2 separate regions of the Homo sapiens genome follow, and region 2 is linked to region 1. A link is a contact called in ENCODE Hi-C or POLR2A ChIA-PET data. All regions are on one chromosome and are shown on one strand. Each heading gives the region's core, a stretch centred on a gene start or an enhancer-like site at or near the end of the contact. The rest is flanking DNA. Distances are from core to core; before and after follow the strand shown. Region 1 overlaps KDM3B (lysine demethylase 3B). Region 2 overlaps CDC25C (cell division cycle 25C).

Region 1 (4,182 bases), core at 573-3,072:
CTCCTGCCTCAGCCTCCCGAGAAGCTGGGATTACAGGCATGTGCCACCATGCCTGGCTAATTTTGTATTTTTAGTAGAGACAGGGTTTCTCCATGTTGGTCAGGCTGGTCTCGAACTCCCAACCTCAGGTGATCTGCCTGCCTCGGCCTCCCGAAGCGCTAGGATTACAGGCGTGAGTTAGCCACGGCGCTCGGCCTATTTTTCATTATTGTTATTTTTTCTTTATCTTTTAACAATTTTTTTGTAGAGATGGGATCTTGCTGTGTTGCCCAGGCTGGTCTCAAACTCCTGGCCTCAAGTGATTCTCCCACTTCAGTTTCCCAAAGTGCTAGGATTACAGACATGAGCCACCACACGCAGCCCATATTCAATCTTTGGATCCACAAATATGGTATATCTCTTCATTTATTTAGGTATTCTTTAATTTCTCTCAGTAATATGTTGTAGTCTTCAGTGTATGTGTCTTGTAGGTATTGGCTAAATTTGTCCCTAAGCACTTCATGATTTTATGATGCTCGGCTCACTGAAGCTTCTGCCTCCCAGGTTCAAGGAATTCTCCTGCTTCAACCTCCCATTACATTTCAATTTCTAATTGTTCATTGCTATCATACAGAAAAATAATTGATCTTTGTATGTTGACTTTGTATCATGTAATATTGAAAAAACTCATTATAATATTAGCTTTTTTGTAGATCTCTGGATTTCTACATAGATGATCATGTTGTCTGAGAATAAAAATCATTTTACTTCTTTCCAATCTGTATGTCTCTTCTTTTGTTTTCCTTTTCCCCTTTTTCCCTTTTATTTCTTCATACTGACCACTAACTCCAGTAAAATACTGAATAGAAGTTACAAAAGCTGACATCCTTGCTTTGTTCCTGAACCTAAGAGGAAGAAGTCAATCTTTCATATTATATGATATTCTACTTATACATAGTTGTGTTTTTCAAACATTATTTCATTATCATTCTCCAAAGAGCCTTTTCAGACTTTGTTTTGTGGTCATTGTGCTCTCCACCCAAGAAATTTTAATACCAGATATACTGTATATCTGTTTATGTATTATGGCCCCCTGAAAGGGCACAAAAAATTGTTAACATTTTAGATTCTCCCTCCCAAGCAAGAGCCAATTTTCACCTGATGAGAATGCATAGCCTAGGTTTTTGATAATTTAGACAAATGATTTTTCTGCTATATCTTGAGATCATGTGGTTATTTTTTAGTCTACTAATATAGTGGACTGCACTGATTTTCAAGTGAACCCCATTTGTTCATGATGTATTATTCTTTTTATATATCTCTTGACTTAAACTTGCTTAAGTTTTATAGAATATTTTTACATCTATGTTCATGATGGATACTGGGGCTGTAACTTTCTATGCTTCTCATGTCTTTATTTGGTTTTGATATTAGTATAATGCTGGCTTCATAAAACGAGCTGGTAAGTGCTTCCTCCCATTTTCTGAAAGACTGTGTGTATAATTGGTATTATTTCCTCCTTAAATGTTTGCTATAATTTACTAGTAAGGCCACCATCTAGACCTTAAGTTTTCTTTGTTGAAAGATTTTTGAAACTACAAATTCAATTTCTTTCTTTTTTTTTTTTTTAAGGAGTGTAGGAGCAAAGGTTTAATAGGAAAAAAAGAAAAAAAAAAGAAAGAAAGAGAAAGTAAAACAGCTCTCTCTCGTGAGAGAGGGGACTCCCAGACCAGTTGGTGGCAGATGTGCTGGATTTTACTCAGGCTTGAGGCGGCGGCGTCTGATTTACATAGGGATTACAGATTGGTTCAATCAGGTATGATGTTTACATAGCTTTAGGGGAAGGCTGGCTACCCCACCCTAATGTTATTATGCAAATGAACTTTCCCCTTGGCTGGTGCCATCTTGTCTGCTCCTTACTGTACATATGGTTGACAAAGCGAAGGGAAGATGAAGCTCCCATCTTGAACATGATTTCATAACTGCTAACATCTATGTCTGCAACTGAATTTTACAGGCTGCTCTTTGTTAGAAAGAAAATAATTTGGGGCTGCTTTTCATTAAATGGAAAACCTTACCAAGGACTTCTGTACCCTCAGTATCCACCTAAGTAATTTCTTCTTAACACCTGTATCATTCCCCGCTCTGGAGTGGTAACCCTAACTACTATTAGGGGCTGTTGGACGAGGACTCTTTCTGGCTACTTCCTGCTGAAAAGAGGTGTTGTGTGGGGAACAGCAGGTAGGGCTCCTCCTGGGGCCGATCTAAGAGTCCTCGGAAGAAAGGCACGTCCATGTGTGGTTCTGTCTGCAGCACCATTTGGAGTTTGATTGCTGTTAGCCATTCCGATGGGTTGTAACACTGGTTTGCCTCCACCAGATGTTGCGTTTTGATGAATGCTGTACCTTGATATCTGGGACGAGGTCCCCAGTATGAAGCAGCTACGTTGTCTGGGGTAAATACCTGAGGTTCATCATCTCGTGCCAGGAAAATTTTGGACACGGACACACATGAGGAATTTAGGAGTGGAGGTTTAACAGGCAAAAGAGAGAAAGATAAAGAAAGGAAATCAGCTCTCTCTCTAGTGAGAGAGAGGGGGCTTCCAAGAGGAAAAGACCAAGTTCTTAATGTAAAGTTATTTAGGTTCTCTATTTGTTCTCGAGGGAATTTTGATGGTTTGTGTTTTTCATGGAATTTGTCCATTATATCTAAGCTGTAAAAGTTATTGGCATAGGCTGGGCGTGGTGGCTCACACCTGTAATCCCAGCACTTTGGGAGGCTGAGGCAGGCAGGTCACCTGAGGTCAGGAGTTCGAAACCTGCCTGACCAACATGCCAAAACCCCGTCTCTACTAAAAATACAGAAATTAGCTAGGTTTGGTGGCACACACCTATAATCCCAGCCACTTGGGAGGCTGGGGCAGGAGAATCGCTTGAACCCGGGAGATGGAGGTTGCAGTGGGCTGAGATCGTGCCACTGCACTCCAGCCCGGGCGACAGAGATAGACGCTGTCTCAAAAAAAAAAAAAAAAAAAAAATTATTGGCATAATAATGTTCATAATTTTACTTATCCTTTTAATGTCTAAAAGATCTGCATTGAGGTCCTCACATTCTTTTTTTTTATTATTAAAGAGATAGGGTCTCACTATGTTCCCCTGCTGGTCTCAAACTCCTGGATTCAAGTGATCCTCCCACCTAAGATTCTCAAATAGATGAGAGTATAGGCACACGCCACTGTGCCTACATCTCTCATTCTCTCATTGGTAAACTGTACCTTCTCTTTTTCATCATGTAGGCAGAAGATTAGCACATATAAAATATCTTTTTCTCATTTATACTCTTTTAAAAAGTTAATTGTTTAACTTTTCTTTTTTTTTATTGAGACAGAGTTTCACTCTTGTTGCCTAGGCTAGAGTGCAATGTCGCGACCTCAGCTCACTGCAACCTCCACCTAAGTGATTCTCCTGCCTCAGCCTCCTGAGTAGCTAGGTCTACAGGTGCCTGCCACCATGCTCAGCTAATTTTGTTTGTATTTTTAGTAGAGACAGGGTTTCACCGTGTTGGCCAGGCTGGTCTCGAACTCCTGACCTCAGGTGATCCACCTGCCTCAGCCTCCCAAAGTGCTGGGATTACAGGCGTGAGCCACTGTGCCTGACCTTAACTTTTCTTTTTTTGAGACAGGGTTGCACTATGTCACCCAGGCTGGAATGCAGTGGTGCAATCATGGCTCACTACAGCCTCACCCTTCTGGGCTCAGGTGATCCTCTCCCATCAGCCTCTGAGTAGGTGGGACCACAGGTGTGTGCCACCACGCCCAGCTAATTTTTAAATTTTTTGTAGAGATGGGAGTCTTGCTATGTTGCCCAGGCTGGTCTTGAACTCCTGGCCTCAAGTAATCCCCATCTTGACTTCTCAAAGTGTTGGGATTGCAAGTGTGAGCCACCAAACCTAGCCAGTCCCATTTCTTTTTGGTTTCATTTTTCCTGCCTTCTTTTGAACTACTTACATATTTTTTGTGATTTGATTTTGTTTCCCATTTTGGACTTACTAGCTATATTTCTTTGTTTTTAAGTGGTTGCTGTAGCATTTTCAGTATTAATCTTCAACTTATCAAAGTCTATCTTCAAATATTAATCTCACTTTACATAAAGTGTAAGATCCTTACAAAACTATACTTCCAGTTTTCCCTCTTTTCCTCTGTGC
Region 2 (4,182 bases), core at 453-2,952, 100 kb after region 1:
TTGAGCTCAAGTGTTCCCCCTGTCTTGGCCTCCCAAAGTGCATTTTGATGGTCTTTGAAAAATATTTGGACAATAGAGCCTTGACAGAAAATTTAAATAATTAAATAAAAAATGTTTTAAAATTGTCCTTTTATGGGCTCATTTTCTTAGATTGTAACTCTTATGCAGTCATTTTCTCTTTCTTTTTTTCCTTCTTTCTCTTTTTCTTTTTTTTTTTTTTTTTTTTTGTGGCAGTCTCAGTCTGTCTTCCAGGCTGGAGTGTAGTGGCGTGATCAGGGCTCACTGCAGGTCACAACCTCCTGGGCTCAGGCGATTCTTCCATCTCAGCCTCCCGAGTAGCTGGGACTACAGGCACATGCAACCATGCCAAGCTAATTTTTGTAGAGACAATTTCACCATGTTGCCCAGGCTGGTCTTAACTCCTGGGCTCAAGTGATCTGCCTGCCTCACCCTCCCAAAGTGCTAGGGTTACAGGTGTGAGCTACCATGCATGGCCATAAAGTCATTTTTGATTGATGGCCCATCCTATAAGAATATGCATAGCAGTAGGTTTTAGGTTACAAAAGGGATAGGGGGCTGGGCACGGTGGCTCATGCCTGTAATCCCAGCACTTTGGGAGGCCGAGGCAGGCAGATCCCTTGAGGTCAGGAGTTCGAGACCAGCCTGGCCAACATGGCAAAACCCCGTCTCTACTAAAAATACAAAAATTAGCCAGGCATGGTGGCATGCACCTGTAATCCCAGCTACTAAAGAGCCCGAGGAAGGAAAATCACTTGAACCTGGGAGGCAGAGATTGCAGTGAGCTGAGATCGTGCCGCTGCACTCCAGCATGGGCAACAGAGCGAGACTCTGTCTCAAAAAGGAAAAAAAAAAGAAAAGGAATAGGGATTTTTTTTTGTTACTGTTTTACCTCTTTGATGTTAAATGGAAAAAAAAAAAATAGGCCAGGCACATTGGCTCACGCCTGTAATCCCAGCACTTTGGGAGGCTGAGGTGGGCAGATCACCTGAGGTCAGGAATTTGAGACCAGCCTGGCCAACATGATGAAACCCCGTCTTTACTAAAAATACACAAATTAGCTGGGCATGGTGGTATGCACCTGTAATCTCAGCTACTTGGGAGGCTGAGGCAGGAGAATTGCTTGAACCCGGGAGGTGGAGGTTGCAGGGAGCCGAGATTGCGCCACTGCACTCCTGCCTGGGTGACAGAGTGAGACCCTGTCTCAAAATATAATAATAATAATAATAATAAACGGAAATAAATAGATACTTGTATAAAGCAGTGACCTCCTTGGAGATTGTCGTAACCTTAGTGATTTTTCATTCATTTCTTTACTTAAAAAATATTTATTGAGTACTTGCTACATGTTGGGAAGTGTGCTAGGCACTGGTGATACGATGGTGAACAAAACAGACTAGAATTTATATTCTTGTCAGGGATGCATCAAAACAACAAAAATTTTTTTCAAGTTAATAGATATTCTAGTTAGAGTTCTTGGTTGCAAATAATAGAAACTGATTCTAGTTTCCTCAAGCAGAAAAGGGATTTTTCTGGAGGGTACTGAGGAACTCAGAATTACAAGGAAGGCTGGAAAACAAAGTAAGGCCCAGCCAAAATACTATTCCAGGAACATTGAGCTCAGGATGCCACCACTTGCTGGCTAGACACTCAATGCCACCGTTACTGGCACCCTGCCATGGAACATGATCAGGCTTGCTGCTAGATAGACTGTGCTGCTCATGGATATTTGCTACCACCTAGTATATTCTCTACTGTGATGCAGCCACCATAAAAAGTCTGGACCAACCCTTTGCTTTTTGAGCTTCTTTAAGGTTGAAAATCCCAGGCAGGAATATCTAGTTGGTCACAAGGGCATGGAAAAGGGAATATCTGTCTCCCATTGGCCACCTCATGAGGAGGCAGGACTGCCTCTCTAACTTTAGATTTTACTGAAACAGTATGTTAGGCAGCCAAATTGTAAATGTCTGCCATAACAGACAAAATAATTTAGATTTTGGGCTGGGTGTGGTGGCTCACACTTGTAATCCCAACATTTTGGGAGTCTGAGGCAGAAGGATAGTTTGAGTCGACAAGTTTGAGACCAGCCTAGGCAACACAGTAAGCCCCCATCGCTACAAAAAAATAAAAATTAGCCAGGCATGGTGGTGTGCCCCTGTAGTCCTAGCTACTCCAGAGGCTGAGGTGGGAGGACTGTTTGAGTCTAGCAGTTCAAGGCTACAGTGAGCCATGATCATGCCTGGGCAATCCAGCCTGGGTGACAGAGCAAGACCCCATTTCTAATAATAATAATAATAATTTAGTAATTGCAAATAGTCCAAGTGTAATGATGGAAACAAAATGAGGTCTGAAATAGAGGCTAACAAAAGGAAATCTTTAAATGGAGAATAATAAGGGAAGATCTCCACAAGTGGGAGATATTTGGTTAAGAATCGGGTGATGAACTCTCTGTTTGCCTGGGACTAGAATGTTCTAGGATATGGGGCTTCCATTGCTAAAGCTGGGAAAGTCCCGGACAAGCTGGTATTAAGTTAGGGCCACTCTAATTGTGAAGGAATCATATATGACAAGAGTAGAGGCAGGAGCATTTCATGAAGAAGGAATGTTGCAGGTACAGAGGCCCCAGGTGGAAAAGGTCTTCACATGTTGGAGGGACTGAGAAGTCAGTGAATGAGAGGAGTGTTATGTGAGCTGGGAAAGAATAAGTAGTCAGGAGGTAGATCACGCAGGGTCTTTAGGCTATGGTGAGTGTTTGGATTCTATTCTAAGTACAATGAGTTGCTACTGAAGGGAGGGCTTTAGGCAGGGGAATAATATGGTCTGATTTGTTTTGTGAAGACCACTCTTGTTGATGGATGGGGAACAGATTAGAAAGGATTAAGAGTTGGAAGTCAACGGGTGGTTTGGCTTTCACCTGTAATCCTGTCAATTTGAGAGGCTGAGGCAGGAGAGTTGCTTGAGCTCAGTAGTTTGAGACCAGTCTAGGCAACATAGCAAAACCTCATCACTACTAAAAATAAAAAAATGTTAGTTGCATGTGGTAGTGCATGCCTGTAGTCCCAGCCACTTGGGAGGCAGAGACAGTAGGATTGCTTGAGCCCAGGAGGTCAAGGCTGCAGTGAGCCATGATCGTGCCACTGCATTCCAGCCTGGGCAACAAAGGGAGACCCTGCCTCAAAAAGGAGAAAAAAAAAAAAAGAGTTGGAAGCAGGTAAGAGTAGGAGCCATTGTGTTAGTCCTAGCTACAGTTGGTGGTAGCCTGAACTAAGGTGTTGACTATGGAGACAGAGAAATGGATGCATTCAAAATATATTTTGTCTGCCTGCCTCAGCAACATGTCTCTACAAAAAAAAAAAAAAAAAAAAAAAGCCAGGCATGGTGTGTATGCCTGTAGTCCCAGCTACTCAGGAGGCTGAGGTGGGAGGATGGCTTGAGCCCAGGGGTTTGAGGCTGCAGTGAACCACGATCACACCACTGCTCTCCAGCCTGGGCAACAGAGCAAGACCCTGTCTCAAAAAAATTAAAAAAGTAAAAAGATACATAGATATATATATTTTGGATAGAGAATCAACAGGACTTGAAGGGTTGGGTGCAGGCTGTGAAGGAAGGATGAGATCAAGGATGACTTTAGTCATATGCAGTTTGAAGTGTTTTGTTGTGAAGAGAAAACAGATGCTATCAGAAGAAAACTGCCTTCTTTTCTCACCAGATACAGCAATCAATCTCCTTTTATACCCATATAATCTGCAGTCGCTCTTGCCACAGAGCACGAAGTGTCCCTGCTCCTATCTAAAGCCCTTCCTTCACACTGTGTCCTATTCATTCATTCATTCATTTATTCACTAATGCCAGAGATACAGTAGTATCTGAGCTTACATTCTAGTTATGAGGAAACAGACAGACAAATACATTTGTAATATGGCAGATGGTAAAAATACTATGGTGAAAAAGCAAAGGGAGATTATAGGGAGTCCCTGGATTGGAGTAGGGCAGGGTGAGAGTTGTTATTTTTGATAGGTTGCATAGGTCAGAGGAGACTTATTTGAGAGTGACGTTTGAGCAGACATCTGAAAGAGCGAGGAAGCCAACAAGCAGATGTCAGGAGGAATGAGTCATTCCCAGCAGAAGGCAAAGCAAGTGCAATGCCCCTGAGGTGAGTATGCT

What was found. Hi-C counts contacts between places; a loop is a spot of excess contacts on that map. ChIA-PET counts read pairs that join two places held with the same protein, here RNA polymerase II (POLR2A). Pooled maps may share reads with other maps.
Region 2: a map of mammary epithelial cell shows a loop between it and region 1 (11-fold over the local background). The contact joins two enhancer-like sites. A Hi-C loop is called at or near these places in 5 of 168 maps with a recorded cell type or tissue (PC-9, gastrocnemius medialis, mammary epithelial cell and 1 more) and 7 of 50 pooled maps. POLR2A ChIA-PET finds 5 or more read pairs at or near these places in 3 of 52 experiments (H1, activated naive CD4-positive, alpha-beta T cell and naive thymus-derived CD4-positive, alpha-beta T cell).

Annotation. Positions count from the first base shown.
Region 1 is chr5:138,405,816-138,409,997 of GRCh38, reverse strand. All of the region lies in intron 11 of KDM3B (lysine demethylase 3B), which reads right to left. Among named protein-coding and RNA genes, the nearest start is that of REEP2, 31 kb to the left of the region's middle. Within about 2 kb of position 1,822, at least 2 of the 41 ENCODE cell types and tissues checked have a DNase peak (open chromatin) inside an H3K27ac peak, as active enhancers do.
Region 2 is chr5:138,303,536-138,307,717 of GRCh38, reverse strand. All of the region lies in intron 7 of CDC25C (cell division cycle 25C), which reads left to right. Among named protein-coding and RNA genes, the nearest start is that of CDC25C, 26 kb to the left of the region's middle. RefSeq lists a silencer at 259-434. Within about 2 kb of position 1,702, at least 4 of the 41 ENCODE cell types and tissues checked have a DNase peak (open chromatin) inside an H3K27ac peak, as active enhancers do.